Linked DNA regions of Homo sapiens: region 2 is linked to region 1. Evidence: chromatin loops called from intact Hi-C (ENCODE). Cell type or tissue: Calu3. All regions are shown on one strand.

What was found. A loop is a pair of places that touch in the nucleus more often than their neighbours do. Peaks named below come from ENCODE experiments on the same cell type or tissue, not always from the same donor. Only the 100,000 strongest peaks of a DNase experiment are listed, where the experiment ranks them.
Region 2: a loop joins it to region 1, with 5 times the contacts of the local background. A loop is called at or near these places in 54 of 110 quality-filtered maps.

The regions. Positions count from the first base shown.
Region 1 is chr7:42,828,567-42,836,566 of GRCh38, reverse strand. No RefSeq gene overlaps it. Among named protein-coding and RNA genes, the nearest start is that of C7orf25, 80 kb to the left of the region's middle. In Calu3, no CTCF peak of the experiment used is centred here; a DNase peak (open chromatin) is centred at 4,686.
Region 2 is chr7:41,973,451-41,981,450 of GRCh38, reverse strand. It overlaps GLI3 (GLI family zinc finger 3), which reads left to right. Exons shown (of 15, transcript NM_000168.6): 11 at 2,703-2,852; 12 at 3,729-3,893. Among named protein-coding and RNA genes, the nearest start is that of GLI3, 260 kb to the left of the region's middle. In Calu3, CTCF peaks have their summits at 1,216, 1,485, 3,950 and 4,175 (motif pointing left); DNase peaks (open chromatin) are centred at 1,520 and 4,150.

The DNA of each region.
Region 1 (8,000 bases):
GTCTATCAATAGAATGTTCTATCTCATGAAAGAGCAACAATATGTGGTTGCTAATGCTTATATAATGTATGTGCCCGGGACTGTCTTAATGTCTTTTTCTACATTAACTTATTTACATCTCACAACAAATATCAAAATAATACTTTTCACAGATGAGAAAACTGAGACCCAGAGACTTTAAGTGTCTTGCCCAACGTCACCTAATTAGAAAACGGCAGGCCTGGGATTCCAATCCATGCAAATTTGATTGCAAAGTCTGTTTTTCATAACCATGCTACAACTAACTGTAAATAAATAGCTAACTATTTGATTAGATGCCATCTTATAATCTATTCTGTGGCCCTAAGAGACAGGGTTAATATGAAAAAAAAGTGCAAGAGTCTGTCAAGTTCAAGGTCTTTGCAGCTTTTGAAAAGACATTTAAATATTGTGTGAAGGAAAGGAATGAAAAAGCCCGGTTAAGTGATGTAACAGGGTAAGTGAGGGTAGCAGATTTTCACTGAGATTTTCATTCATTTATGGGAAACTGTATTTTACAGGACATAGGTTCTCTGTGATATCAGCCCCTTCATTATGCTATGAAGTCTCTGTTATAGTCTGTCCATTTGGTTGAAGTGGCCCATTTGTGTCACTGACAAGAATTCAGTTTGTATCAGGCCTGCTACTTTCAGCTGTTAAGAACTTCTAGCTGTTAAGAAGGTATCCCCTAAATTTTGGAGAGTGACATATTGTATTTTAGCTGGTTAGCATCTTTTACCCGGAAAAATATTTAGATTAACATTAAAAACTGTAAGAGAATCAAAACATAATGTTAATATTTTTGTAATAAGGCATCTGAATATGTTTATAAGATTTCATCTATTAGAATATTAGTCAACCTTATCAATAAATTGAAAATGTGTAATTGAGTAATTGATTTACACTTGAAATTTCTAAGTTGAAATAGCTTTGTTTGCAAATAATATTAGATCATTTTAGATAACTTAAAGTTCTTATTTATAAGCTTAATTTATTAAATGTACAGTGTAATTTTTAAATATTTAGGAAAAGTTTGTTCAATTAGACTATTGTAGTATTTAGAAGGAAATCAATTATTTGAAATTTATAAATGTTGTTTTATATATTTGAAGTTTTAAAATTAATTTTGTAAGTAGGATCAACTATGAATCAAAGCTCCTTCAAAGTGATTGTTAAAACTTTTTAGACTAACATGTATAGTTACATATAGAGATTGAATTTAAAAGCTTACGGAAGAAATAAATGTTTTGAGTTTTTAACTTTCAGAAGGCTGAGATGAGATGAATTTGTAATTTTAATAAGTTGAATATCAATTTTTAAATACCAAAGTAAACCCCTGAATAATCCTTTCTCTATCCAGGCACTCTCCTTGAAGACATAAACAAAAACACCTCCCCAGCCCACCTACACCTGCAAAGCCTCAAATGCAAAGTCATCAAAGAAATAGCAAAAAGCTTCTCAGGGCCACCAATAGGAAGGCAGACAAATTTAGGAAAGAACAGAGACAACCCATGTCCATTCTCTAAATTAGGACTCTAAGCTTTACAGTGTTAAGAGAAAAACAATCAAATGGAATATTTTGATCAGTAGTAGATTTCAACACTTTTGCACTTCATACATTGCTCTCTTTCTTTAGAAACATTTGGAAGAGTTTTACCATGCAAAGATCAAAACAGCAAAGCAACTCTTCATAGCAATTATGAAGTCAATGTATTTCACAATAGACCCTTTAGTGTGGGTTGTAAATGCTTCTCAGCATATTTCCTAATTTACTTATGCAAAGGAGGGCCCTCAACTTTGAAACTTCAGTCTTGAGGGCTAAATCAAGGTAGTGATCATGAAAAATTCAGAACAAAACTTTGTACATTTACATTAGAATGTAATTGCTATTTTATTATAATTGATTCATATCTATTTTGTAGATTCTGGAAACTTCTAACTGCACAATTTTTTTTTAATTAGCAAAATAAACAAATGCATTCAATGGAAAAACTATACAATATAATGAAAATATTGATATGAGTGTTTCTTCAGTTATAAACATTAATGTAGTTGCAGAATTATATATACCATCATATGCCAATTTTGTTCTTGAAATGGTGAAAAATCATACTTTACTTACATGTGCATTTTGGTTTTGTTTTTCTTTTTTTTTTAAATTGAGATGGAGTCTCTTTCTGTCGCCCAGGCTGGAGTGCAGTGGCGCAATCTTGACTCACTGCAAACTCGGTCTCCCAGGTTCAAGTGATTCTCCACCCTCAGCCTCCTGAGTAGCTGGGACTGCAGGCATGGTGGCGCCTGGCTAATTTTTGTATTTCTAGTAGAGACAGGGTTTCATCATGTTGGCCAGGCTGGTCTTAAACCCCTGACCTGAAGTGATCCGCCCACCTTGGCCTCCCAAAATGCTGGGATTATAGGGGTGAGCCACTGTGCTCCGCCTGGTTTCTTTTCTAGAATCGTGGCTGGCTCTTGGTCCTGCCCTAATGAGGGGTGGGGGCAGCTTGTGCATCTCGTGAGCAATACTGCTTCGCTACTGGCCCCCTCTGGCATTCAAAATCTTCATCACTAAAGGGAGGGCTGAAGGATGACCTTGGAAGAATGTGCTGGTACTCACAGGATACTGTTCAGGAGTTTATTATTCAGAATTAGTCTTGTTTGTGGTGAAAACAGTAGAAAAATAGCAATGACTCCATTCATGGCTATTTGAGCAGTCCCTATTAGGGCACTTAGGTGGTTTTGCTTCCTAGAGCAAAACTCCCTAACCCTGGATTAAGTACCAAACCTTCGTTTTCTATTTGTAAGTTGAGAGATGCGTCTCTTCCTCACAGGATTGTGTGAGAGGATTCCATGATAGGGAACTGGGCACAGTATCTGACCCATGGCACAGCACTCAGTACGTGGCAATGAAGAGCCATCAGTGCTCATTAATAACCCCAAACCACATCCTGGCTTAGCAACACCGTGAGCTGATCCAAGCCTCCTGTTAGCAAATTCAAGGCTCTTCATTCTAGAAGTCATCTCCCACTTAGTGCTGTCACACCTCCCCCAACTTCTCTTTAGATGTGATGCCCAGTATCTTAGGGCTCCTTCCTTCCCTTGCTCCTCCTGCCTCCAACAAAATCTGTTTTTAAGAGATTATCTAATAACCTCTTGGTCTAAGTCATTATTTCTTTTTATCTTATTTTTCCAGGGTTGTTGAGGTATAATTGACAAATAAAAGTTGTGTATATTTAAGGTACACAGCCTGATGCTTTGATATACTTATACATTGTGGAATATCACTTTAATCAAGTTAATTAACATATCTGTTGCCTCATGTAGTTGCGTGTGTGTATGTGTGTGTGAGTGTGAACACCAAAGACCATCTTAGCAAATTTCAAGGATTCATACAGATTTGGAAACTCTAGTCACCATGTTATAAGTAAGATCTTAGAATTTATTCATCTTACGAAACCGAAACCTTGTACTCCTTGACTAACATGTCCCTTTAAAAGGGTCACATGGCTTTAGACCAAAAAAGTAGAGCTTAAATTCTATATTTCAGGCTATAGGAAGAGGGTAGCAGAGGCATCTAAGGGTTGAAACACTTGTTTGAACTCTGGAAATTATACCTTTCATATTCACCTTCTCCATGTACTTGTAAAACTGGTCTCACTAGGCTGAGTGGTTTCTGGCACCCTCTTTCCCCTAAAATCTGTTTCAGAGGTTAGAGTGACCTCTTAAGGAATGAGTTACTCAGGAATTTCAAATCTGTCAGAAGATATAATTGAAAAATTTTTGGGCATGAGTGGGGTGTGGAGTACTTACCAAATAAGATCCTAGTTTTAAATTTGAGCACACAGACTTTAAAACTTTAGAAAGTAAAAATGTGCTTGACTTTGTGGGTGTGTGGTGTGAACATGTGTGGATAAGCGTGTGTGACTGTGTGTGTGAGTGGTAAGTATCAGTGTTTAGGGTCTGTGGTTGCATGTACATGTGTGTACAAACGTGTGTGTGGTGAGTATGAGTGTGTGTGATGTGTGGTGTGTGTGGTATATATATGTGTGTGACTGTGTGTGTTGTGTGTATGTAGTATGTATGACTACATGTATGGTGTGCATATGTGATGTGTGTGGCTGCATGTGTGTGTGTGTGGCAGGTTTTGACCTCTGCTGAAACAGCAGTTCAGGTGATGGAAGCTTCCTGTTCAACCACAAAACAGATTGTTTTCCTCCAAATTATCCGGACATCGTGGAGCGCCGAGCCAGGATCACTATCTCTGCCGTGGAGAGGGAGTTTATTCCAAATAAACATTGTAAGGTTGACAGATTCCTAAGATGAACTTTAGCTTGAGTTTCTATTTACTATAAGTTCCTAAGAAAACTTTGAGAGTATAATTTGTGCTCAAATGCTTCAGTCAGAGTGAATTGTAGGATGGAGGGGATAACTTGAGTGTTTAATCTGTGCAAATGCTGTTTCATATTTTTTTTAAGACTATTTTTTGAGAAGTGGCTCTGGCTGTGTCAGTAGCATTTCCTTCCCCCGCCAAAGGCCACTTGCTCCTTTTTTCTTTGGTGTCCTTTCTGAGCCATGTCCTATCATTCCAGGTATCGCTAATTCAGCACATACATGCCATGATCCCATGTCCTTCGGCTGTGCCCTGCCAGGTGGAGTATGTTGCACTGTCTAACGCTAAGAAAATGGGGAGCTCTGGAGCCAGCAGAGGGAGCTTTCTGTCCAAATTGGAACTGCCTTCAAATTTGCAGCACAGATTCACACTCTTTTTAAAACTTTAGAAGGAACTTTCAGGTAGCCTGGCTTTGTGCATCAAGTAGCATGTATAATTCCACATCTGAGGCATCTATTCAATGCTTCTCGTGAGTGCCTTCCATGCATTAGTTTGCCACTGAGGGAGAGTGCCTGCAACTCTCCTGCACATTGCTTTCAGGTTAATCTTCCCTCTCCACGGTGGAGATAGTGATCCTGACTCAGGGCTCCACGATGTCCGAGGAATTTGGAGGAAAACAATCTGTTTTGTGGTTGAACAGGAGGCTTCTATTACCTGAACTGCTGTTTCAGCAGAGGTAAAAATGCACCCCCCCACACACACAGTCACACACACAACATACACCATACATGCAGTCATACATACTACATACATAACACACACACACATATATGTATCACACACACCACACATCACACACACTCATACTCACCACCCACACTGAATCTTGTTTCACTGCCCTGGCCTCAGCATAAAACTAGAGTGTGAGACTGGACTCTACATGAACTTTCTTGTTCTTTGTTCCTTCATTTATAAAATGAGGCCACTACAACCATGTGGTAGAATAAACAATGACCTCAGCAATATAATATAACTCAGTGCTAAAGCCAAAACCAGGATCAGAGAATAACAGCATCTCAAACCTGGAGAGACCAGGGTAGCAGAGCACTTGATCCAAGCCCCCATCTGAGGAGGCAGAAATCTTCCAGGACGGGAGGGTGTTTTCATATGGCAGGAGTCCCAGGACTTACGGCTATAGCCTCTTGTCCAATGTATTGGGTTTCTGCAGCCTTGTGTGTGTGACTTTGAAGAGCCACATGTTTTAACTCCAGGGAAATGAAAAGTGAGCTATCTGATGTAGCTTATACATGAACCCACATCCTTCCATGAAACAATACCATTCCAAATAGAAGCAGCAATAGTCAGCCTCATTCTGATTCTATTTCTTCTATAGAATTCGTGTTTTGTGTGATCATTCATTCAGCAAATCTTTTTTGAGCTCTTCTTGTGTGTCAATTATTGTGTTGCCTAGTGCGGCTGTAGCCACACTGCAAGCACTGCCTCTGACAGCTTATGAAGAGTGCTACGCTGAATGCAGCTAGTTTGGCCATCTTCTATGTTCACCTCCTTCCATTTCCTGGCTCTAGTGTTCTGAATCTACACACTGAACTTTGATGCCTACAGAGTCACTGTTTCACTTGTTTTTGGTGGTACCAGACATGCAATTTACCAAATAGTCCCAGCTTCCTGCCTTGCAGGCCAGTGGGAAGTTTGCATTTCCTGGCCCATTGTGGTGGAGTAGAACCACGTTACTAGTTCTGGCCAGGACCTGTGAGTGTGATGTGTTTCACTTCTAGGTCGGAGCATCTCTACCTAGCTCCGTATCCCTCAGACAAGGAGCTCCAGAGAAGGGCTGGTGCTGCTCCCCAGCCTGGCTCCCTAAGGGACTGTAGGAACACAGCCTTTTGCTGACTCCCAAAAGCCACATGCCAGGTATAAGAAATCAACCATTGGGTTGTTTTTTTTTGTGTTTGTTTGTTTTCTTTTTTTCTTTTCTTTTTTTTTGTTTTTACAAGGAGCCTATCCCAACTGATTACCTTCATATAGAACATAGCAATTGGGTTCCTGCTTTATTTGGGCTAATCACTAGCATATATTCATTTATTGATTGATTCATTCATTTAACAAATAGGCCTCCAGTTCCTCCTGTGTGTCAGGAACAATTCCGGGGATTCAGCTGTGAACACGAGTCAACGATCTTCCCCATGTCAAGCTTATCTTCCAGTGGAGAAGAAGAGGAGTGATCACACTTAATAGGAAAAACAAGCAGGAAATAAAAGCAAAAACACAAATCCAGGTGGGCTTTGTCATTGCTGAGACTACTCCTGATAAATCCTGACATTTCAGGGTACTGTGCAGGAGACTTACAGACACCAGAAACCCGAAGGCAGCATTCACCTGGATAATGCTAGAAGGAAACATAAAAGGTCAGAGAAGGCCCCGACCATATGTACATCTTACGGACCACTGATGATGCTTCAAGATTGCTGGTCAGGTGAAGGAAACACCATGACCACCCCAAATCAATCACATAGAATTCCATGACTGAGGAAATTCTCTCCATTCTTTGCCTCCTCCAACACCTGCTCTCACTCAGCTCAATCTAGCCTCTTCTTTTGCCACATGAATGGGGTCAGGAGTTAGCAGGAAATAGAACGATGGGAGTAGGAGAGAATGTCTGTGAGAAAAATATAATGGTCCTCTTCCCCTTAATACTCCAGGCACAAAGGGGAGACTCAAGCTCATGGACAGTGAGAATAATTTAGCAGCATCTTCAAGCTGAATCCCAGTACTCTGCTTTCTAGTTTATGTGGTCTTGGAGGTGACTCGATTTATTCCTTTAAAATGAGAATAATACCTGTCTTACAGCATCACTGTGAAGGGGAAGGCAAGCTGAAGAGTACCACATAAGAAGGACTCACTGGCAGCCATTATTTTATGAAGGTAGAATTTTTTTTCCAAGTGCGTTAGCATCTGTTGTCCATTTGCTTTTTTAAAAATGATTGTAGAGATGGGGTCTCACTATATTGCCCAGGCTGGTCTCAAACTCCTGGGCTCAAGCTATTCTCCAGCCTCGGTCTCCTGAAGTGTTGAGATTACAGGCATGAGCCACCATGTCCGGGAGTTGTCTACCTTCCTACAACACTCCTGAAGAGGATGGCTAGAGAGGAACTCATGTTGTTGTAATCCCCCACAATGAGAAAGCTGCACACTGGTATACAAAATATTACCTCTTTGTTGTTAGGCCACTATGGTTACTTCTTGAGAAATCTGCTTTCTACTGAACATCAATTTATATTTCAAATAAATGAACATCTATAAAAATAGACGTCTGATTGAATATAAACGGGTGAGTTTTTAAATACCTGGATCATGGGGATTCTAAATGCTAAATTCTCGGTGTATTCGGAACTCATGAATTAAGAAATCCTTCCAGTGGTGCTTATTAGTTGGTATTTTAGGAAAGTAAACATTGAGTAGAAGTATTTAGAAATATTCCATCTGTACACCGGGGCCTGTTGTGGGGTGGGGGGAGCGGGGAGGGGGGAGGGGTAGCATTAGGCGATATACCTAATGTAAATGACGAGTTAATGGGTGCAGCACACCAACATGGAACATGTATACATATGTAACAAACCTGCACGTTGTGCACATG
Region 2 (8,000 bases), 860 kb after region 1:
ACCAGGTTTCCCTGATGCCCTCCTCTTCAGGGGCAGACATGCAAGCCTGGCTTTCCCCTGGGGTGTATGTGAGTTTTATGCAGGGGTATTTCCCACATCCTCACTGCTGGAGACATGACTGAGCACACAGCATTTTAGGTGAGCCCTGGCAAGCTAACCCAAGCTTACCTACGTCATGGATGTCCACTTGACCCACAGAAAACTCATGCCTTCTCGCCATGCCAAGTGGTGGCAGTCTCTCCCTGGCCAGTTCTCTCCTGCCATGCGTGGCCCTCACGCTGTTCCTCAAAGGCACCAGGCTCTGTTCTTCTGCAGGTACTTCTGTGTCATCGGTCCGCTGTAGTGTCCCATTCTCCTACCCCATCCTTCCCTGCACACCTGATGTGTCTACTCATCCTTCAGGTCCTGCTCTAAATGCTGCTTCATTGGAGAAGCGGACCCTGATTCCTGATGCTGCACACTGACTTATGATCCCATTACATGTTTTTATAAAACCCTGTTATCTCCCTTCATAATGCCTATCACAACTGTAATTGTATAGTAATTTAAGCCATGACCTGTTTCCCTCTGGTAGACTTAATTCCTTGGGGCAAGAATCATGTCTGTCATGTTCTCCAGCACAGGGCCTGGTGTGAGTGGCACCCAGCACATCCTCATAAAAGCATGAGAGAGAACAGGGAACTAATAAGACATGGATCCAACCTTAAGCAGTTGGCTCAGCACAAATTATAATTCAGTTTCCCAATTTTACCTTTTCCTTTCTCCCTCCTGTGTTCCTTCCTTATTCTTCCCTTTCCTTCTGTCTCCCTCACTCTCTGCTTGCCTTCCTTGCTTCCTCCCTCCCTTCCTTCCTTTTTTCTTTCCCTTTCATATGCATTAATCCAAGGATCCAAGCTTTATTTCCAATGACTTGGAAAACTGAACCAAGAGCAACTGTTAGGGAGTGTTTTTGTATGATCATTTCTTTTTCTCCCGTTTGAGAATCCATAGAACCCCTCTGTAAGATGTGAGCTTGGTTTCCAAGGCTGGGCTTCAGCACACATTTGGGAAAGCCCTGGTCTTGTGTATGGGCTACAAAGACTTACTAGAAGCAGACGTGCGGATTGAACGTTGACCCCTGTCCAGAACATCTGTTCTCTTCCTATACCTGTGTGCATCATCATAACTTTAAAGAAACACTGACATGGAGCATGGCTGGCTTTTCATAGGAAACCCACATCTGTTTGCCGTGGGGTTGCTCCCCAACCACTGCAGTTTCTGTGTCATTTTTGGAGCTACTGACGGGACATTGGCTCTCTTCTTGTGTGCTGCAATGTACCACTCTCTCTCTGCTCTTCATCAGATTTTTCTGGGAACTGCTCCAAGGAGAGGAGATAGAGAACAACAATTTCTTTTCTCTGTCCTCACCCAGTTTTAAACTCCAGAAACAGCATAGAAAACTTTACTTTTGTAAAACTTTTTTTTACCTAAAGCGAAAGGCCATCTAGTGGAGTAACTGGGAAAGGCACACTCTGAGGGCAGAACTTCACCTTCAGACTCACAGCGACCACCGCTTTAGGAGCCCTGGACTCAGCAGGAAAGTAATGAGAGGTTGTGTCACTACCACACGAGGCATGGAGCCAAAGGGAGCTTTCTCTTATTGAACGAAGTTTTTTGGTGATGTAGTTCTATGTATACTTCAGAAAGTGTTCCCACAAGCCTTAAATTAAGGCAAATAAAATGTAGAATCACCAGAAAATAAAGACCAACAGCATCAACCTAGGATGCAAATGTCTTCAGTAGTCCATAGCTGGACATTGAAATAGTATGCTCAACCTGTTGAAATTGACCTTAATTTGATTCAAATTAAGAAGCTTCTCTTCCTCTCATGCTGCAGTAGGTTTCTAATGATTCCTAATTGTATTAATCCAAGAAATTAAATGATTCTAAAACCATGAATTGGTAAGTAATTCAGAGAACTTCATCTTTATGTTAAAAACTGTATTAATAGAATTTTAGAGCTAGAAAGTCCCTTAGCAACTAGTGAATCCAGTCATTTATTTTCTACAAGAAGAAAACCAAGGCCCTGAAAGACTAACTTATTTGTTGATGACCACACAGTCCTCTTCCTCAGTATAATTCTTTTCTCTGCAATTCTTATTCAGGAAGCAGTCTGATTAACCCTGAGCTAAAGTTTCATTTGCAAGTGCTTTTGGTTTTTTTGTTCTGGAATTGTGCATGTCTGTGTGTGCCTTCCCTTTTTGAAGCCTAAGCCGCGGTGCTAACCCATGGCCCAGCATGTGAGAGTTGGAGAACATCTCTGCAGTTGTTTAGCCTCAATCGCCAGCCTTGGCAAGGAAAAATGACAGAGATTCAGAAAGGTCAACAGTGGCTCACCTCATTTCATAACTAGCTGGTCCCAAACCTGGAATTGAACTCTGCTCTTCAGATGGCCAGTGTACTGTAGTATATTTCCTGGAATGCCAGGCTCCATCCCGGTCTTGCCACTCCCACTGGTTAGGAAGCATGCATACACAGTTAGCAAAAGCAAATTTACTTGAGAAGTGTACTAACTGGAATTTTTATAATCTGTAATATGGTAAAGTTATTCTTGTGGTCTTTAGAATTTTTAAGATTGGGGTATTTTCTGCATTTTCTTCTGTCGCCTTCAGAAATGATGAATACGTTTCCATTTGATTTCTCTCTCTTTTTCCAAACCCCAGCATATAAATAACGACCATATTCATGGAGAGAAGAAGGAGTTCGTGTGCAGGTGGCTGGACTGCTCAAGAGAGCAGAAACCCTTCAAAGCCCAGTATATGTTGGTAGTGCATATGAGAAGACACACGGGCGAGAAGCCTCACAAATGCACTGTGAGTACAGAAGTGGGTGGCAGGCACACTTGGGTCCTTCCCCATACTCATAAGAGCTGTGCAAACTGATGACACCAGCTCAGGGGAAGCGTGGTTGGGTGGCAAGAGAAGAGGACTAGAGTATTGTCTGGTGATAAATGCCTCGGTGTTTGAGTGACTGAGTTGGACAGCGCAGCTCTGCACAGTGGCAAGGGGGCAGTGGTGGCTGGCACTGGGAATGAATAGCGGGCCACCCTGCTGGCCGCAGCCCAACAGCTTATGGTACCACGGGGCTTGGAAGGCAAAGGGAAGTGCCAGCTTCCAACTTACAGAGTTGAAGTTGACTTTTAAAACAGCTAATCCCTATACGAGGTTTTAAAGTTTTCCCTTCCTTTCCTAGTGAGTCCTCAGGCATAGGCGTATGGAATGGGAAGGGGGTGCCGCAAGGTTGTGCATTCTTCACTGAGGTGCCCACGAGGCGCACTGGGCACGCTGAGCCCTGGTACTTTACATCTTAAAGGCCCTTTACAAACATGATCAAATTCCATGTCTTTGTATGGACACAAAGCTATATTAATGAACTTTGTGCTGAATCTGAAATCAGTGGGAATTTGAGGAGATCAATGAGCAGATAATGAAACCCATTGTCCACATTGAGCGGTCTATTAAAAAAAAAAACTTCAGGACTTTTACTGGCACTGAAAACTCTTTATCTGGAACTACACCAAGCTACATCTGAATCCCAATAAATGCAGAGTTTAGTGGACTTTTTGTTCCTGGGTTTTGAAAAGCTGCTGACCCTTGAAACATCAGTTTTTCATCAACTTGGAGGGCGTGTTAGGCATAAGCTGCTGTTGCCATTGTGCAGAGTAATCCAGATTTACCTGTTGTCCTCAGTTTGAAGGTTGCACAAAGGCCTACTCGAGACTAGAAAACTTGAAAACACACTTGAGATCTCACACTGGAGAGAAACCATACGTCTGTGAGCACGAAGGTTGCAACAAGGCTTTCTCAAATGCCTCTGATCGCGCCAAACACCAAAACAGAACGCATTCCAATGAGGTAAGCATCCTCAGTGGGCATGGAGCTTGCATAAGGAAACAAAGAACTATCCCGGGGAAGGCACATGGGAAGGCGCAGTGTGTTCTGTTTTGTTTTCCCCTTGGCCATTCCCAGCATGAGGGGCTCTGCCCCTGCAGGTGAAGGCTTGAGCTTCCTAGGTGGGACTGGAAACTGGATCTTATTTGGAGAATAATAAGAGATGAGGAGGAAACTTCTTAAAACCCCTGCGAACTTACTAGTTTCATGTTGTTTTGAACTGCCACCTACTGGTCAAACAGTGGGAGCATTTGACTTGGAATCTGAGCCAGTCACGCTGCCCAAAATAGCAGGAATCCATGCAAAGGATGACCCCATAAGCCCCAAGGATATATTAAGAAGTAGCATGTTGACAGCTGACAGCTTCCTGCTAAGTCATCCACTTTTATTTGCTTCCTCCAAGTGGTATCTTCAAATGGTATTATATCAAAAAAGATTTTTACAGAGCAACCAGCCTTGGCTAAATGCAATTTTCAGACATTCTAAATTCCAAAGGATCTTGGAAAATGGTCTCAGAAACCCAGAATACTTTCTAGGCAGTTACTTAAGAAAACATATTGAGTAAAGCTTCAGGGTGATTCCTGTTGTGTTACTGTTATTTTTAGGTAGCGATCCCCCCTAAATTGTAGAGAGGCATAAGAATAAAAATTATTCCAAATTCATTGCTTACATTTTAGTGAACATCTTCCTACAGACTTCCAATTTGGCCTTGGAGGTCTAGCTCAAATTCTGGCTTGTCTGTGAAATCTTCTCTTGAATGTATTGAGAGATTAACAAAAGGACTCCCCACATTTTGAGTGGAAATAGGATAGCTAACCAGAATTTGTTAACATGAGACATAGTTCAGCACCACAGCGTGTCATCAGTTTGCTTGAAATGTGTTAGAGAAGGAACATCGTGCACACATGAGACCCTGGAGTGGCTGTCATTTCATCTCACCAGTGCAGGTCAAACACATTCATGATCTTTCAGACAGAGAGCTGGGCAGAGAGAATCTTGATAGAAACAAAGTGAGCCATTCTGCTCAGTGGACTTTTGGCTTTAAGGTGGCAAAGATGGTTCTCACCATGTTTTCTTCAGCTGAAACTGACAGAGCAAAAACATCTCTAAAGGGATTAACTGCACTCTGTAAAAAGCACACTCACTCATAAACTCACACATGTAAGTTCATATATATACCAACTTTCTGTGTGAAAAGGTCATGGAAACTGGAGTTATTCGGAATCTCATTTTCTAACTGTTTGAAGACATTTTAAAGATGCCACATCTCCATTTTTAATGTAAAAATGCTTTTACAGTATGCAGTAGCTGGAATATAATCTATTACACTTGTTTTGTACAAAATTTTAGGGAGTCTAGAATAGATAGATACATAGAGATAGAAAGTAGATCAGTGGTTGCCAAAAGCAGAGGGGAGAGGGAATAGTGATGACTGCTAATGGATACAAGGTTTTTTTGTTGGGGTGGTGAAGATATTCTGGAATTAGGTAATGGTGATGATTACACAATGTCTAGAATGTACTAATGCCACTGAATTGTGCAATTTAAAGGGATTATTTTTATGGCATGTGAATTATATTTCAATTTAAAATTTTAAGGGGTTTTGACTTAACAGAATGTATTTCATATATTTCATAGATTTAAGTGTAATTTTGACTAGAAATTTAGGGGGCATTCATTCCTATAGATGTTAGGCCAATGCTGTCTCCTATTATCATGGAGAAGTTTGGACAGAGGGTATGTTAGGATCAGAATGCACACATATAAAGACAATTACCAAGCTTTTTTGTCTTTTTATGGACCTAAAATATTTGTACATGTCTGTTTGCTTTAATTGTGGTGTAGTTGAGCTTGTGTTCTTCTCCAAGGTAAAAAGTGCAATGTTGTGTGAGAGTTGAGTGTTTGTTATAAGATTAAAAGATAAGGATATCTTGGGTAGTAATGTCATTGACCACACTTGAGCAATTTACTTAAATTACTAACTTTTATCATAAATACATAATTAAAATTCTACCCACAGACATATTTACAAACAAATTATACTTCTCTCTTCTATATGCAAGACTTTGGCCCTGTGTGTGACTGATGGACATTTTCAGACGCATCAAAACTAAGTTTGTCCAGGAAATCCAGATTTGTGCAATTTCACAATCCTAGATGAATCAAGTGATTTGCCTTCATTTATTTCCTCTCTTATTTGCAACTTCATTTATTCATTGAACAAATACTTAAAGCTATTTATGTGCCAAGCCCTTTGCTGTTCTAAGTGTGGCCAAGAAAATAATGGACTGTAATGGGAAGGGAGTAATTGCTGGCACTTCTCTGTTCCTCTGGCTGTCCTGCTCATTTAGGGCTGCTAGACTGACCGTAGCTCTGACAGGACTTCTTACTCCAGATCAGACAGCTCATTTTTCCCCCAAAGATACCGCTAAACAAGTTTCCTGAGCTCTGATTCGGTTGAACCTCCCTCTCTAGAAAGCTGCAATGGCTCCCTCTTTCCTATAGGGAGACTTGAGACTCCCTAAGGTTGTGTAAGTGTCAGTTCTCACAGGGCCCAAGCTCATCCCTCTAGTCCTGACCTCTCACTATCATGACCATGAATGAAACCTTCCAGAAGCTGGTGCTGTGCACTGCCATGCTTAGGTGCATGAAGTGGTTCTGCCACTGGACCTTTGCTGAGGACACTTCTTTTTGGCATCCCAAGTAAAATGACTCCTAATAAAAGCTCTGTATATTGAGTGCTTACTATGTTCCATGCATCCTGGTAAGCACTTCATGTACATGATCTAATTTAGCACTTACTGATAATCCCGTGAGCTGGGCATTAAGCCCAGATATAGAATCTTAATAACTGATGCCTCCCATGATTATCCTAGCTGAAAAATGATCCCTCCTCTGTCTATATCCTTACATAGCTTTCACACTTTATATTACAGATCATTGCATCTTCTTATTTTTCCTATCAGATTTTGTATTCCTTATGATTAAATTTTGTTGTATGCAACTTTGTGCTTGCAGAATCTTGCACTTCAGTAAGTCTGAGAACATTTTTCTTAGTCTCTAATTATATTTTATTTCAGTCACTGATCACAACAAAATTTGTGGGCAAAAGTTGTGTGAAGGGTTAATATATTTTGTTTATGTTATGTTGTTGTGAGGTATACATTTCCTGAACCTGTATTCTTGTGAATTTGTGAATTTTTGTGGGTAGATAATGTGTATGTTCACACACAAGGGCACACGGGCACAGGTGCACCTGTATGGGCTGTTGTTTCTGGAAGTGCAGGAGCCGACACATTTGTATCTCATTACATATTGGCTGCGTCCTTGGTTCTAAGCTAACCCATAATGTACATCCATATATTTACAGGAAGAGTAGCTCTCCAAACATGCAGGCTTTGTGCTCCCTCTCTCCTTCTGGTCTCCATACCTCTGCCCCATATATCCCAGTCTGCCTGTTGATGGAACAACCTGTCACAGGAATGCTGTGAGCAAGCATAGGGCCTGTGTCAGAACACTGTAAGGTAATGGCACTAATTATCAGAGCCAGTCTTTTGTCCCTAATGCATAGAATTTGATGTGCTCATCTTATTATATATATATATGCTGCAAATCACACAAGCTCCTGAATAGATGTAATTCATAGTTAATGGGAATCAATTCTGCCCAAAGGAGTCTCAGGTTTGGAGGTGAAACCTCTCAGTTTCAGGATCTTTGCTTCACTGCATTAGGACATTTCAGCATTTTAGGTAGCACTCAGTCTGTTCTTGGGCTTTTAGTGAAAAAGCATCTTTTAGACATACATTCTACAAGACACGGCATCCTTTTAAATATAATAGGTACATTATAGTAATCCTGCTTTTCATGACGCTTGCTTACGTAAAAGCTCATCCTCTGCTATACATAGATATAAATATATATTCATGAAAGCATTCTTGCGTATATTATATTTTAAGCCAAGTGAACAAACTCACAAATCCGATGTTGGTCATGAGCCAAAGGTCAGCAGTTCTGTGATTTCAGAAAATAATCCGCTTATATAAGCATCCGCATAATTTTTTATGACTGTAT